Linked DNA regions of Homo sapiens: region 2 is linked to region 1. The links are chromatin loops, found by intact Hi-C in ENCODE. Cell type or tissue: mammary epithelial cell. All regions are shown on one strand.

Region 1 (8,000 bases):
TGTTTTTTTAGTAGTTGTCTGGACCCTTTAAATGTGTATCATGACTTGCTATTAGGTCATGACCTGTCTTTGACAAACACTTATACTATAAATCTTTGAGTTTCCCCAGTACTGAAATATGATATATAGAGTCTTCCATATATTCCTTCCAGGTGCTATCAAAATAACATATCACATATGATATCATCTCTTGTACTATAGGTTTTCTTTTTTAATGAATATTTGGATATGATATTAATATATGTGCCTTTTATGTATTTTTTTGTTTATATGTTTGTTTGTTTATTTGTTTTGAGACAGAGTTTCGCTCTGTTGCCCAGGCTAGAGTACGGTGGCATGATCTCAGCTGACTGCAACCTCCACCTCCTGGGTTCAAGCGATTCTCCTGCCTCAGCCCCCTGAGTAACTGGGATTAGACGTGCGCCACCATGCCCAGCTAGTTTTTGTATTTTTAGTAGAGATGGGGTTTCACCATGTTGGCCAAGCTGATCTAGAACTCCTGACCTCAAGTGATGCATCCACCTTGGCCTCCCCAAGGCTGGGATTACAGGCATGAGCCACCGCGCCCGACCTATTATTTTAATCATACAAGCTCATGGGGAGCAAGGCCTGTGACTTTATTTTAAATTTTTAAATACTTTGTATTTTGAAACTTATCACACTTACAGAAAAATTGCAAGCATAGTACAAATAAATTATTTTACTCCATTTGAATAGGGTGCAGACCTAGTAATCCATCATCCCCAAAGACTTTGGTATATGTTTTCTACAGATCAGAACATTTCCTACATAACCACAGTATAACAAGTAGAAAGTTAATAAAGCAGGAGCTGTGGGGACTTAGAAGAGGAAAAAAACCAAAAATACAATTAAGTAGATTTGGCAGAATTTGATGACTGCTTAGATGGTGGGGGGAAGGGCAGAAAAACCATAACATTGTATGTTTGTGTGTGTGAATTGGGAAATGACCAACATTAAAAATGTTCAGTTACTTAACACCTCTGTTGATATTCTGTGGGAATATGGTTTTAAAATGCTGTATTCTAGTAGCAGAGGAAATATTTCATCATAGATTTATTAAGGTTTATTAAACAGTTGGGATTCTGAGTCAGGTAGTAGAATCTATTGAAAAACTTTATAAGAGAAGTGAGTTGTTTTGGAAATCCTCTTAGGTTCTTTGAATAGTGTCAGTGAATTATAAGGGTAATGGAAGAAAACAGCAGGAGGATCTGCATCTTACATTCCAGCCCTGACTTCTCTCTCTGATGATCCAGTCCCAAATTTCAAATTGCTAGAGATCTCCATTTCAAACTCAGTATGAAAAGAATTAAACTTGTTATACACACATACACATTCTTTCTCAACTAGGTTTCCTATTTCTTTTACTTTTTTTTTTAAATTAAGACAGAGTTTCACTCTTGTTGCCCAGGCTGGAGTGCAATGGCATTATCTCTGCTCACCACAACCTCCGCCTCCCAGGTTCAAGCAGTTCTCCTGCCTCAGCCTCCTAAGTAGCTGGGATTACAGGCATGCACCACCAGGCCCAGTTAATTTTGTATTTTTAGTAGAGGCGATTTTTCCTCCATGTTGGTCAGGCTGGTCTCGAACTCCCGACCTCAGGTGATCCGCCCACCTCGGCCTCCCAAAGTGCTGGGATTATAGGCATGAGCCACCACACCTGGCCTTCTTTTACCTTTTCTTGGTCGAGAAACCAAGTGCTGGCTCTTCCTGCTCCTCAGCCATGCCTCACCTCTGTCTAGTTGATTTCTACACTTTTGAAAGGGCACCGGGAAAAAAAAAAAAAAACCATCCTAGCCTTATTATTTGGTATCTCTGCAATTTTGAGAATGTTACTACTTTCCTTTGTCCTCAAATTAAACTCTGTAAATTATGATAGTTGAACCAAACATGATTAAAATATAATGGTTAAGAGTGTGGTCTCCCTAACAAGACCCCCTTGTCTTTTAATCCCTGCTCCACTATTCAGTAGCTGTGTGATCTTGGGCAAGTCATTTCTCTATCCCCCAGTATCCTCATATAAAATGGGAATAACAGTAGTACCTATCTTACAGGGTTGTTCTGAAGATTGAGTCAATATATAGGAAATATTAGGAATAGTGCCTGGTACATAGTAAGCACTACATTTTAGCTCTTATTGTCATAATGATTTTTGTAATTGTTTGCTCTCTCAGTTCCATTCTGTCTCTTTGTAATGCTACTATCAGAGTATTTCTCTCATTAGCCAGCCCCTTGTCTCCATTATCACTGTTATTACCCTATTATTAATCAGGATTACATTAGTTATTAAATGTAAAATAGAATAATCCCTGGCACTTAGTAAGTAGTCTGTAAGTGTTATCTCATTATTGTTATTATTTTCACATTGATGACATCTCAAGTCAGATCCTTTCCTCGTCCTTACTTGTCCTCTGCCTTTAATCTCTCATGCCATCCAGATGGGTCTTTCTAGAGCCCTGTTTAGATAGTGTTGTTTCTGTTTTGAGGCCTTTGGTACCTAAAAGGGGCAGAGGGGAGAACCCAATGTTGTTTTATAGTGATATCAGATGACTAACCAGGACCAACTGAAAAAATGGCATTGATGAAAGAGGTAAACTTGAATTTTAAAGCAGTGAAATTTTGTTTTAGTGATTTAAGGGCATTGCTTACTAAAATAGAATCAATTTTTATAGAAAGAAAAGTTGTACTGATGTTCAAATTCAAGTTGACTTGCTATGGAACTAAACCTACAGTTTTACCTGAAAAACTCATCAGTGCAGTTAAAATAGAAGGTTAGGAGGAAAGGTCAGAAAGGTTTTTTATGTTACGAAAAAAATGTATTCATCCATGTTAAGACGATGAAACAATTTTAACATTGTTAGTAATCTTTATAAACAGTTCTCATTTGTTCATTTCAAAATTTTAAGCTTCTTTTTATAATTCAAATGAAAATAGCTTCATTTCTGTATTTTCAAAATAACACTGTTAGCTTTTTGTTAGAAAAATTATAAGAAACCTTATCTAACTTCTTAAACTTATTTTGGGTTCATTTGCATGACCTCTTTAACCCTTTGCTAATCTTCAGCTATTTCATATTTTAAATATTTTAGAGTATCTTGGAGAAAAGTATTTTTTTCCAATAAAAATTGCTTTAGATTTTGTTTTTTTAAAATATTGATAGCCACATAATGCCATTTTACCACAGTTTAGTTCTCAGGTGATTTTTTTTTTTAATCAGATTTTTATGTATATTTTTTAAAACTTTACTGCAGGAAATGGCAGAGTGAGAGTTAATGTGTTACATGGAGGGAAGAACAGTCCATTGGGGGTTAAATTGCAGAGTCTAATGGAATAATAACTGGTAGCACCATCTGCTGGCCTACTTCCGCAGAAGGAGTCAGTATTTTTAACGACATCTCTAATATTCATGCTGATGCATTTTGATGCTTTGTGCATTCATTTCTTTCTGTGCTTTGTTGGAATCTGGCTATCTGCTTACAGCTATTGAGGAAACTCAGCTTTTTAGGAGTGTTTACAGCCTTTTTCATACCTAAATAGGATGAACAGTAGATATAAACTTGCCAAGGCAGAAATGTGTTGATAAATCAAAATGTGTATTTGTGGAGGGTTGTGCATCTCTTGGTTGCAGCTTGCTAAATAGGCCATTTAGGAATCTTCTTTCAATGCTTTTTTCTTGAGCACTGCCTGGGGTGGTGAAAAAGCAGAGGGCAAGCCTTTGTCTGACGCCAAAAATGTCTTCAGTGAAGAGGCCAAGAGGAAGGGTAAGTGAAAGCCTGAATGAGTGGGAGGAGGAGGGGTTCTTTGGGCTAAAAGGCTAATGGGATTGAATAACCTTCCTTATTACTGGCTGCTGCTACGGGAGTCGTACTGCATCGCCATCTTGAGCTTGTTGCTGTTTCCTCGAGTCTTGGTTATTTGTTATAGCCTGTAGGCCTTAAGGTGGCATTTTAGTGAGCAATTCTAAACCCTCCTTCCTTTCCCAGTGCTGCAGTGCTGCTATGAAACCTTTGATGAGGCAGGTATAGAAAAAATATCCAGTGAAGCACACTGGAATCAGCATGAAAATGTGTTTGGAAATTCCTGATGGTTTTTTCCTTTGGTATAGTCAGAGGCATGTTTACGGGTAAGAACATAACAAAACTGTGATCTAAGTATATGTGGATGAATGCGTGTTTGAAGAGGAAATTCTTTTTAAAATGCTCTTGATCTGCTTCCTGTGATATTGCTAAATATTAATAATTTTAATGTAAAACTGTAAAACTTGTTTATTTCCCAAATTGCTTGAGCAAAATAATTATGATATAGAAAAAGAAAAAAAATTTTCACATTTAACTCTTTCATGGGAAAACTAAAACTTTCTCTAATTTTAAGTATGAGAATGTCTGTTTACTAACTAGCTATGTTGCTGCACTTAAATATTAAATGATTTCAGGTTGTAGTCGTAAAGCAGAGGTTTTATTTTTCTAAAAGCCATAATAAACTGTATGGAGTAATTCTAAATTAAAATTATTTAAAAATTTATTAATGTTCAGAATTTTGGAGGGAAGAGGAAAGAAAAGACTTTTATTCCAAATGCACAGAATATTTATGGGATAAAATTTGAATCAACTATCTTTACAGGACAAAACTTGAATCAACTAACCAAGAATGCTATGAAAATATCAATGAATCTATATTATTCTTCTTTAACCTTCATTTTTAAAAGTAGCAATTGAGCTGTTTATATCTGTACTAATTTCTTGATAAGCAAAATGTTTTAAATTTGTTTGTAGCACTCACATATTTGCTAATGTAATTTTACCTCTCTAAACATAATTTAAGATTTTCAGATATTTGTGACAATTGTTTTAGATGTACTTTGGTATATTCTATAAAAAATATTTTTGTTTCTGTAGCCTCCATCTTCCAAGAAGAGCGATGGTTCTGGGACATATACTAAGTTGCAGAATACCCAGGTGAGGGTCATGTCTGAGAAGAAGCAGAGAAAAAAGGTGGAATCAGAAAGCAAGCAAGAAAAGGCTAATCGTATAATATCAGAGGCCATAGCAAAAGCAAAGGAGCGTGGGGAACGCAATATTCCACGAGTAATGAGCCCTGAAAACTTTCCTACTGCTTCAGTTGAAGGAAAAGAGGAAAAGAAAGGTAGAAGGATGAAATCCAAGCCAAAGGACAAAGACAGCAAAAAAACAAAAACATGTTCTAAGTTAAAAGAGAAGACAAAAATTGGGTAAGTTGGTTAAGAATTAAATTTAATTCCTTTCAATGTTCTGTTAAAGTTCAAACTGTCCAACCATCTACTTTTGATTTGAGTATATTTACTCCCATATTTGAGTTTTAAATTGTTGGCTACTATGTGTGCTTTATTTCATTGCCGAATGAATTAGATAATATTCCAGGATCTCCCAAATTTTATGGTTCTATGAATGTAGAATGTAGCTTTTTGTATGTTAATATTATTAAAAGGGATTTAAAGTAGTAAAATATTTCAGTATACGAATCAGGAAAAGGATAAAAACAAACAAAATGAAATCCATATTGCTGTGCCAGTTTCATATTCACTTTCTTTACAGAGCATGCATTGAAATTCTTTATAAGATTCTTTTTCTCTTGGTTGTACTTGTGCCTCACTGAGCACTCATAGTTTGGAAACATGAAATGTAATATTTTCTTAATAAAACCACAACTTTGGACTGAATGAAATGGCAAAAAAAAAAAAAAAACACTAATACCATATAAATCAACAATAAGTGGTTGCCAGTTCTTACTGATTTACTTCCATATAGTCTGATTTACTTTACGTAATAAAGAGGCCAGGTGAGGATTAATGCTCCAAGAGAATTATAAGGACAAAGAATTGCTCTAGGAGGATATATTAATCCTATGTATTTTACTGCTTATCCAAAATATTTTCAAAAAATAAAATACAGTAAATGTTATAATTTGCTTTATAGGTGTATTTGCTTAGCATGCAAGGGTAAGCATAACTAAGCCAACATAGTTTAGAATTGTTTTTTCAGGACTGGTTATTTTTGAGGACTTCATGTGGAAATTTGACATAAAGGGGTCAATCTAACTTTTCTCTTTTTCACAAAAAGTCCGCAATAAAGAATGTCTTTATTGTGAAAATCTTCATTTGCTCAGAAATTGTTGATATATTATATAGATATTTAGAACTAATGCAATTTTATAAATCAAATGAATTCTTAGCATTTTAAATGTAACCGCCAAATTATTTAGTTTGGTCCTTATGTCATTCAGGTCCAAACGATTAAATAATATGGGCTCTCTTGTTATAATAGATTAATAATCATATTGATTTTGCATTTTACTTGCAGACAGCTAAAATGAAATTTGAAAGATTTCTACTTCTTTTATTGTTTTTTTAGAGGTTTTAGGTATGAAAGTAACTTATTTTTCCAAAGCTCTGCCCAGTTTTAATTCAGGAAATCCCATATTTAGTCTTTTGCTGAACCAAAATTTAATATAATTAAGGGTTTCCAGTTTTAACTTGTTCAGAGATCTAGACAGAGTAGAATACTATTTGGAAGAGTAACGTTTTGAAAAACAATGCATAAAATGAGGAAATTGGTTGATAAACTTTTAAAAGTTACACTAACCGTTACTTGCCTCAAACTTGGGAAGGAACAGCTAAAGGCAAAAGATACCAGAAGTAAATCTAGTTTAAGAAAAAACATTGTACATAAGAGATAACTAGAAATAATTAAATTAGAAACACAGATTTTTAGAAAAGTGAATTAATATAGTAAGGGGAGTAGTAACACTGAAGCGGAGTACTGACTAGTTTTGTGATATCTGTGTTTTTGTTAGGAGTAGGTAAATTATTCATAGTAAATTATTTTAATATTGCACAACATTGACCAATTTTTCTAGAGGTAGCAAATTCTAGAAAACAAAATCGATAAGAATTGTACTAGAAATTTTTTTTTGTTTTGGCTAAATACATGGTAAAATATTGAGTAGTTGCTAGAAAAGAAAAATTGTTGAAAATATAGGCCTTTTTGATAGAAGAATTTATAAGTCGCAGGCAGATAAGTGAATTGATAGAAGAATTTATAAGTCGCAGGCAGATAAGTAGTATTGAAGTTTGCATATGTATTACTAAGCTGTTAGAGTAAAACAGTGTCAATCATTTATATCAGTCAAAGACAAAAATTATTGTCATGTTGGAGGAAAAGGCATAGTTGGAATAAATGAAATTCATATACAATCCAGAATTCCAGTATTAGCCAATGAAATATTTCATTACTGTGCTTTCCAATAAGCCACTATACTTTGTAATTTTGAATTTGGTGAGTTTTAAATTTTTGAGTGAAGAATCATTTAAGTAAAGTTCAGTTGCATCATTTCAACTAGCACCATTTTATAATTAAACATCTCATTTAAAATTTTTTATTTTTCTATTAATTTTAGGACAATTGGGCTGTTCCTAATACCAAATTATTGATATTAGTTAATTTGGAAAGCAGTGCAACTTAATCAACAGCAGTGTAAAATATAAATTTTAAAATTAATGGCTGGGCGCGGTGGCTCATGCCTGTAATCCCAGCACTTTGGGAGGCCGAGGCGGGCGGATCACGAGGTCAGGAGATTGAGACCATCCTAGCTAACACCGTGAAACCCCATCTCTACTAAAAATACAAAAACAAAATTAGCCAGGCGTGGTGGTGGGCACCTGTAGTGCCAGCTACTCGGGAGGCTGAGGCAGGAGAATGGCGTGAACCTGGGAGGCAGAGGTTGCAGTGAGCCGAGATTGCACCACTGCACTCCAGCCTGGCTGACAGAGCGAGATTCCATCTCAAAAAAAAAAAAAAAATTTTTTTTAAAGTAACTAAATTTGTAAACAATAATTTATGGTTGATGTCATCAGGGTTGGTGTTTATTTAACCCATATATGTGATTTGATGTAATCTAGGAAGACTAATCTGAAGAAAAGCAATACTGCCCCTGCTTGCTAATGTGCT
Region 2 (8,000 bases), 230 kb before region 1:
CTTGTAGGGTTTCTTCAGAGAGATCTGCTGTTAGTCTGATGGGCTTCCCTTTGCGGGTAACCTGACCTTTCTCTCTGGCTGCCCTTAATATTTTTTCCTTCATTTCAACCTTGGTGAATCGGATGATTATGTGTCTTGGGGTTGCTCTCTTTGTGGTGTTCTCTGTATTTCCTGAATTTGAATGTTGGCTTGTCTTGCTAGGTTGGGAAAGTTCTCTTGATAACATCCTGAAGTGTGTTTCCCAACTTGTTTCCTTTCTCCCCGTCGTTTTCAGGTACACCAATCAGACATAGATTTGGTCTCTTCACACAGACCCATATTTTTTAAGGCTTTGTTCATTTCTTTTCATTCTTTTTTCTCTAGTCTTGTCTTCACACTTTATTTCATTAAGTTGATCTTCAATCTCTGATATCCTTTCTTCTGCTTGATTGATTCAGCTCTTGATACTTGTGTGTGCTTCACGAAGTTCTTTTGCTGTGTTTTTCAGCTCCATCAGGTCATTTATGTTCTTCTCTAAACTAGTTATTCTAGTTAGCAATTCATCTAACCTTTATTCAAGGTTCTTAGCTTCCTTGTATTGGGTTAGAATATGCTCCTTTAGCTCAGGAAGAGCTTGTTATTACCCACCTTCAGAAGCCTACTTCTGTCAATTCATCAAACTCATTCTCCATCCAGTTTTGTTCCCTTCCTGGTGAGGAGTTGTGATCTTTTGGAGGAGAAGCAGCATTCTGGTTTTTGGAATTTTCAGCCTCTTTGTGTTGGTTTTTCTTCATCTTCGTGGATTTGTCTACCTTTGGTCTTTGATGTTGGTGACCTTTGGATGGGGTTTTTGAGTGGTTGGTTTTTTTTATGATGTTGATGCTATTGCTTCCTGTTCATTAGTTTTCTTTCTAACAGGCCCCTCTTCTGCAGATCTGCTGGAGTTTGCTGGAGGTCCACTCCGGACCCTGTTTGCCTGCGTATTACCAGCGGAGGCTGCAGAACAGCAAAGATTACTGCCTTCTCCTTCCTCTGTAAGCTTCGTCCCAGAGGGGCACCTGCCAGATGCCAGCCTGAGCTCTCCTGTATGAGGTGTCTGTCGACCTCTGCTGGGAGGTGTCTCCTGTCAGGAGGCACAGAGGTCAGGGACCCACTTGAGGAGGCAGTGTGTCCCTTAACAGAGCTGGAGCTCTGTGCTGGGAGGTCTGCTGCTCTCTTCAGAGCCAGCAAGGAGGAACATTTAAGTCTGCTGAAGCTGCGCCCACAGTCGCCCCTTCCCACAGGTGTTCTGTCCCAGGGAGATGGGAGTTTTATCTATAAGCCTCTGACTGGGGCTGCTGCCTTTTTTTTCAGAGATGCCCTGCCTAGAGAAGAGGAATCTAGGGAGGCAGTCTGGCTACAGCAGCTTTGAGTCACTGTGGTGGGTTCCAACCAGTCCGAACTTCCCAGGGGCTTTGTTTACACTGTGAGGGGAAAACCACCTACTCAAGCCTCAGTAATGGCGGGCACCCCTTCCCACACCAAGCTCAAGCCTCCTAGGTCGACTTCAAACTGATGTGCTGGCAGCAAGAATTTCAAGCCAGGGGATCTTAGCTTGCTGGGCCATGTGGAGGTGGGATCTGCTGAGCAAGAGCACTCAGCTCCCTGGCTTCTGCCCCATTTCCAGGGGAGTGAACGGTTCTCTCTCACTGGCATTCCAGGCGCCACTGGAATATGAAAAGAAACTCCTGCAGCTAGCTCGGTGTCTGCCCAAATGGCCACCCAGCTTTGTGTTTGAAACCCAGGGCCCTGGTTGTGTAGACACCCAAGAGAATCTCCTCCTAGTCTCTGGGTTGTGAAGACTGTGGGAAAAGCATAGCATCTGGGCTGGAATGCACGGTTCCTCAAGGCATAGTCCCTCACGGCTTCCATTGGTTAGGGGAGGGAGTTCCCTGACCCCTTGCGCTTCCCGGGTGAAGTGACACCCCACCCTGCTTCGACTCGCCCTCTGTGGGCTGCACCCCCTGTCTAACCAGTCCCAATGAGATGAGCCAGGTACCTCCGTTGGAAATGCAGAAATCACCCGCCTTCTGCGTTGATCTCTTAGGGAGCCACAGACCCGAGCTGTTCCTATTCAGCCATCTTGCCCGGGAATCAACAGCAAGATCTTTAACAAAAGCACTAAAATGCAGAAGAAAAAAGGGGGGCACTAAATAGACATGAAAAGAACCTGTGTTTACAGTATGAGAGCTAAAACAAGAAGATAGAATGTTGTCTTGTTCAACTTTACCTGGGAACATGCATGTACATTGAGCAACTCAGCTTTTTCACTTCTCTGCAAATGTCCATGAGTGACCACAAAATTGCCAGAGGTATTCATTTAAGGGCTACTGATAAATTTTAGCGAGTAGGAGAATTCTTGAATGCAGAACCCATAAATAATGAAAATTGACTGTATAATAATGTATTTAATCTTTACACCAACCCTATAACTTAAGTATTACTATTATCCTCATTTCATAGATAAGTAAACTGAGGCACAGAGAGACTAAGCAATGTGCTCTGTGTGCAGTTTTAATTCAAATTCACTGACCTGGTTTTGTTTCTTTTTAAAACTAGATAAGTCACTGCTTGGTATTTAGTGTAGGGGCTTTTTTGTTTGTTTGCTTAAGAGATCAATTCAAAAAAAAAATAGCATGGCCCTAAGTTTTGGTTGGGAAGAAGGATCTGGGGACCTCAAATTTTTCAGGCCTTTTAATCAGGGCAGGTTGGAGAACAAACAAGCAGAAGATATAACAGACACTATCAGTGCTAACCCAAGTCCATCCCTATATGCTCCCTCCTGGCTGTAAGAGGGCAAAGCCTCTGTGTGACTCTGTGCTGAGGTTAATGCCTCCTCCTCCATGCCAGGGGATGAATCTCAATTAATATAGGCAGATCTGAACACTTCCATTTCCCTAACCAAACTAGTTTAGGCAAGAGCATGTGTTGCAATTCTAGCCAATGATAAGCAAAGGAAAATACACTGCAGGACTTCAGGGAAAGGGTTTCCCTTCTAGAAGAGATACCTGAGAAGAAGCAGTTTCTTCTCCTGCCTCTGGATGTCACTGTATGAGAACATGATGCTGGGAACCACTGTAGCCATCTCATGACCATGAGGAGACAAGCTAGAATGGCAGAGCTGAAAGATGTATCCTAGAATATGTCAATGGAGTATAGAATTAAACAATCCTAAAGACAGTCTGCCTCCAGCCCTTTGGCCATCTGATATAATGAACTCCTACCTGTTTAAGCTGCTTTTAGTTGGATTTTGATTCATAGAAACTTTAGGTGTCCTAATGGATGCATAAATTTTGCTTGGAGCCAGGCGTGGTAGCTCACATCTATTAATCCCAGCACTTTGGGAGGCCGAGGCGGGAGGATCACCTGAGGTTAGGAGTTCAAGACCAGCCTGGCCAACATGGTGAAACCCCGTCTCTATAAAAATACAAAAAAAGTTAGCCAGGCATGGTGGCAGGTGCCTGTAATCCCAGCTACTCTGGAGGCTGAGGCAGGAGAATCACTGGAACCTGGGAGGCAGAGGTTGCAGTGAGCCAAGATCATGCCATTGCACTCCAGCCTGGGCGACAAGAGAGAGACTTGCTTGGAAAAAAAAAATTGCTTGGAAATTCATTAGAATGGAGAACTGGATGTCATTAAGTCACAGAAATTGTATAGACAGAAACACAAAGAGATTGAACCCTATTTAAGAAGAGCAATGTACTGATTGCTAAGAGCTGCTGAGAGGACATAAATGGCCAAGGAAACTTTCCCTACTCAGAAACAGTTTATAATCTAGTTTGCTGAGAAAACCAAACACAGCCATTTCAAGAATTTATGTACAGAGAAATAGTAACTTCCGTTTAATTCCACCAGTGTTAATTCATGCAATACATGTGGTAGGGGGTGTGTTGATGAATTAAACATACTCTCTATCCTCAACAATCTTTTGGAGAAAATTAGACTGACAGGTAATTATAATTCAAGAAAAATTGTGGAAAGATGTTCTGGGAGAAAGATAAGTGAGAGAGTAATTTCTTTTGACAGAACCAGGAAAGCCTCATGTCTCTCCACTTAAAATTCTTCAGTGGTTTCCAATTGCTCTTCATTCATTCAGCTAATATTTCTTCAGCAATTACTCTAGGGAAGCCCTGGTCTAGGTGCTGGGGACACACCAATGTGCAAACAAAGTCCCTGTTCTCATGAGCTTACATTTTAACAGGAGGGAGATATACACTTAACAAATGAGTCAATATCTATTATGTCAAGGTGGTAAGTGTTACTGAGAAAAAGTAGGGTACAAAGAGTGGGGTGCTAGGTTTTAGGGTGCTATTTTGTTTAATTTTTATTTTTAGTTCCGGGGTCCATGTGCAGGATGTGCAGATTTGCTACATAGGTAAACGTGTGCCTTCGTAACTATTTTTCCTACTGCTCTCTCTCCCCCCGCCCCACCCACAACAGGCCCCAGTGTGTGTTGTTCCCCTCCATAAGTCCATGTGTTCTCATTATTCAGCTCCTACTTATAAGTGAGAACATGCAGTGTTTGTTTTCTGGTCCTGTGTTAGTTTGCTGAGGATAATGGCTTACAGCTTCATCCATGACCCTGCAAAGAACATGATCTCATTCATTTTTATGGCTACATAGTATTCCATGGTGTATATGTACCGCGTTTTCTTTATCCAGTCTATTGTTGGTGGGCATTTGAGTTGATTCTATGTCTTTGCTATTGTGAATAGTGCTGCAGTGAACATACGTATGCATGTGTCTTTGTAATAGAATGATTTATATTCCCTTGGATATATACCCAGTAATGAGATTGCTAGATCAAATGGTATTTCTGGTTCTAGATCTTTGAGGAATCACCACACTGTCTTCCATAATGGTTGAACTAATTTGTATGCCCACCAACAGCATAAAAGCATTCCTGTTTCTCCACAACCTCACCAGCATCTGTTTAATAACTGTCATTCTGACTGGCATGAGATGGTATCTCATTGTGGTTTTGATTTGCATTTCTCTAATGATCGGTGATGTTGAGATTTTTTTCATATGTTTGTTGGCTTCGTGGATGTCTTCTTTTGAGAAGTGTCTGTTCATTGCCTTTGCTCACTTTTTAATGGGGTGGTTTGTTGTTGCTTTTTTCTAGTAAATTTGTTTGAGTTCCTTGTAGATTCTGGATATTAGACCTTTGCCAGATGGATAGATTAAAAAAATTTTCTCCCACTCTCTAGGTTGCCTGTTCACTCTGATGATAGTTTATTTTTCTGTGCAGAAGCTCCTGAGTTTAGTTAGATCCCATTTGTCAATTTTTGCTTTTGTTGCAATTGCTTTTGGCAATTTTAAACATGATGGTGAGAAGCTGCCATTTGAGCAGACAGCTGAAGGAACTCAAAAGTGAGCCATGTGTGGATATCTGGGGAAAGTGTTCCAGGCAGGAGGAACAGTAAGTGCTAAGGCCCTGAGGCAGACAATTCCTGGCATACTACAGGAACAGAAGCAGGTCTGTTCATGGAACAGCATGAAGGATGGGAAACTGTGGGGGATGAGATCAGAAAAGCAGTCACGGGCAGAGCCAAATTTACCATGAGGTTAATGAAGCTGTGACAATGTGCTCTGAAAGTCATAATCTGCTATAATCTGCAAAAGTAAGATATTTATTTTCAGCCTCACAAAGTGGCTCACACCAGTAATCCCAACACTTTGGGAGGCTGAGGCAGGAGAATTGCTCAAGGTCTGGAGTTCAAGACTAGCCTGGGCAACATAGTGAGACCCCCATCTCTACCAAAAATGTAAAAATTAGCTGGGTGTAGTGGTGCACACCTGTAGTCCCAGCTACTCAGGAGGCTGAGATGGGAGCATCCCTTGAGCCTAGGAGGTTGAGACTGCAGTGAGCCATGTTCATGCCACTGCACTCCAGCCTGAGCCACAGAGCAAGACCTTGTCTCAAAAAAAAAAAAAGATATTTTAGCCACAATCAGTTAAAAAATGCTATTTCTTTCCACTCTGCCTTCCCCATCATATTTCCCTCCATGCTGTGTCTTTAGAGAAGCTGCACGTATTTGGGAAACCAGGCTAAGAGGAAATTCTATTGGTGATATATCTGGTCTGGGTTCAGGGGTATATGATATATTTATGTGGATCATGGTCACTTCCATGACTAGCTGTCTTTCTATAGGAGTAGCTCCCAGGATAACTTCTGTAGCTCAGCACCCAGAAGAGTGACCCAAAGATGCAGGGCCAGATGTCCAGTGGGGATAAAAATTCATTCTACAGAGCCCTGGGCTGGAATTCTGTGAGGAGTAGAGAGTGGAGAAGCAACGTGGTATTAAATCCACAGAACCGGAAGTCATCTTTAGAAAATTTTCCCAACATCTGATGTGCAAACTCGTAAGTAGAAGTTTCACTTCTCATTGAAACTTAATCAAAATGGAAGTTCTCTCCCATTGGGAATATGCCCAAGACTGCTGAGACTACAATGATAAATGCACCTCTGTTGATGGAATCTCAAGAAATAGAGTTTATCAGGCAAAGGCACAAACCAGAGACAGTGCTACAAACAGCAAGTCTATCTGTATGCAAAGCCACCTACCATCAATAATAAAAAACAAATTTCAAACAATCATCCTAGAGGAAAAACTGAATTATCTTGCTATTCTCTCTATTGAACATGATGTTATAATATCATTGTCCTATGGAGAGGCAATCAGACAAAGAATGTATGCAGACAAAGAATGTAGGGGGAATGTAACAGAGGGGGTTCTCAGGCAGTTCATTAATAAAAAACGTTGCATTCTTTTTCTGGATTTTGTGAGGTTTCTGGTATTTGTCAGCTTTTCAGCTTTGTAATGTGTGGCAAGTTCTTTCCTCATGTAAAAATACATTCACTTTCAAGTATTATTTTGTACTTTTAATTTTGTACAAAATTCAAAGATAAATTCAAAACTCAAGCTTTATTTATTTATCTATTTATTTATTTTTTTGAGATGGAGTCTCACTGTGTCGCCCAGGCTGGATTGCAGTGGTGCGATCTCGGTTCATTGCAACCTCTGCCTCCTGGGTTCAAGTGATTGTCCAGCCCTGGCCTCCAGAGTAGCTGGGATTATAGGAGTGTGCCACCATGCCCAGCTAATTTTTGTATTTTTTAGTAGAGATGGGGTTTCGCCATTTTGGCCATGCTGGTCTTGAACTCCTGACCTCAGGTGATCCACCCACCTCGGCCTCCCAGAGTGCCGGGATTACAGGCATGAGCCACTGCACCTTATTTATCTTAAAGAAGGCCCCCAAATTGTTTCAGCTTCAGGTCTCAGAAAGCCTGGGTCTTCCCTGAGTCAGAACCATTTTGAAGGCTTATGAAGCATGATGCCAGAAGCCCTGGGACAGTTCAGTGGTGATTCCTAGATCTGGGGATTTCATAGACCAGTAACATTTCCAAAAAATAAAACAATTTTTGTTTTTGTTTTTGTTTGAGACGGAGTTTCACTCTGTTGCCCAGGCTAGAGTGCGGTGGCATGATCTCAGCTCACTGCAACCTCTGCCTCCCAGGTTCAAGTGATTCCCCTGCTTCAGCCTCCAGAGTAGGTGGGATTACAGGCACGCACCACCACACTAATTTTTGTATTTTTAGTAGAGACAGGGTTTCACCATGTTGGCCACGCTGGTCTCGAATTCCTGACCTCAGGTAATCCGCATGCCTCAGCCTCCCAAAGTGCTGAGATTACAGGTGTGAGCCACTATGCCCAGCCTCCAAAAAAATTTGTTTTGAAGGGACCAATATTTGATTGCTAAATGTAAAAGTAAAAAGCCACATAAATGAACACTTAAACCAACCATGTCTATAGTGTTGATGGTTTTTTTTTTAAATAGTTCTTACATAGAAATATACTGAAATATTTACGGATAAAATTATACAATGTCGGAGCTAAGTACAGTGTCTCATGCCTGTAATACCAGCACTTTGGGAAGCCGAGGTGGAAGGATCACTTGAGTCCAAGAGTTCTAGACTA

What was found. A loop is a pair of places that touch in the nucleus more often than their neighbours do. Peaks named below come from ENCODE experiments on the same cell type or tissue, not always from the same donor. Only the 100,000 strongest peaks of a DNase experiment are listed, where the experiment ranks them.
Region 2: a loop joins it to region 1, with 12 times the contacts of the local background. A loop is called at or near these places in 3 of 110 quality-filtered maps.

Annotation. Positions count from the first base shown.
Region 1 is chr16:53,204,569-53,212,568 of GRCh38, forward strand. It overlaps CHD9 (chromodomain helicase DNA binding protein 9), which reads left to right. Exons shown (of 39, transcript NM_001308319.2): 3 at 4,914-5,245. Among named protein-coding and RNA genes, the nearest start is that of CHD9, 150 kb to the left of the region's middle. RefSeq lists enhancers at 3,267-3,856, 3,857-4,444. In mammary epithelial cell, a CTCF peak has its summit at 3,357 (motif pointing left); DNase peaks (open chromatin) are centred at 3,403 and 3,883; H3K4me3 peaks cover 3,085 bases; H3K27ac peaks cover 2,881 bases.
Region 2 is chr16:52,973,922-52,981,921 of GRCh38, forward strand. No RefSeq gene overlaps it. Among named protein-coding and RNA genes, the nearest start is that of CHD9NB, 75 kb to the right of the region's middle. In mammary epithelial cell, a CTCF peak has its summit at 3,052; no DNase peak of the experiment used is centred here.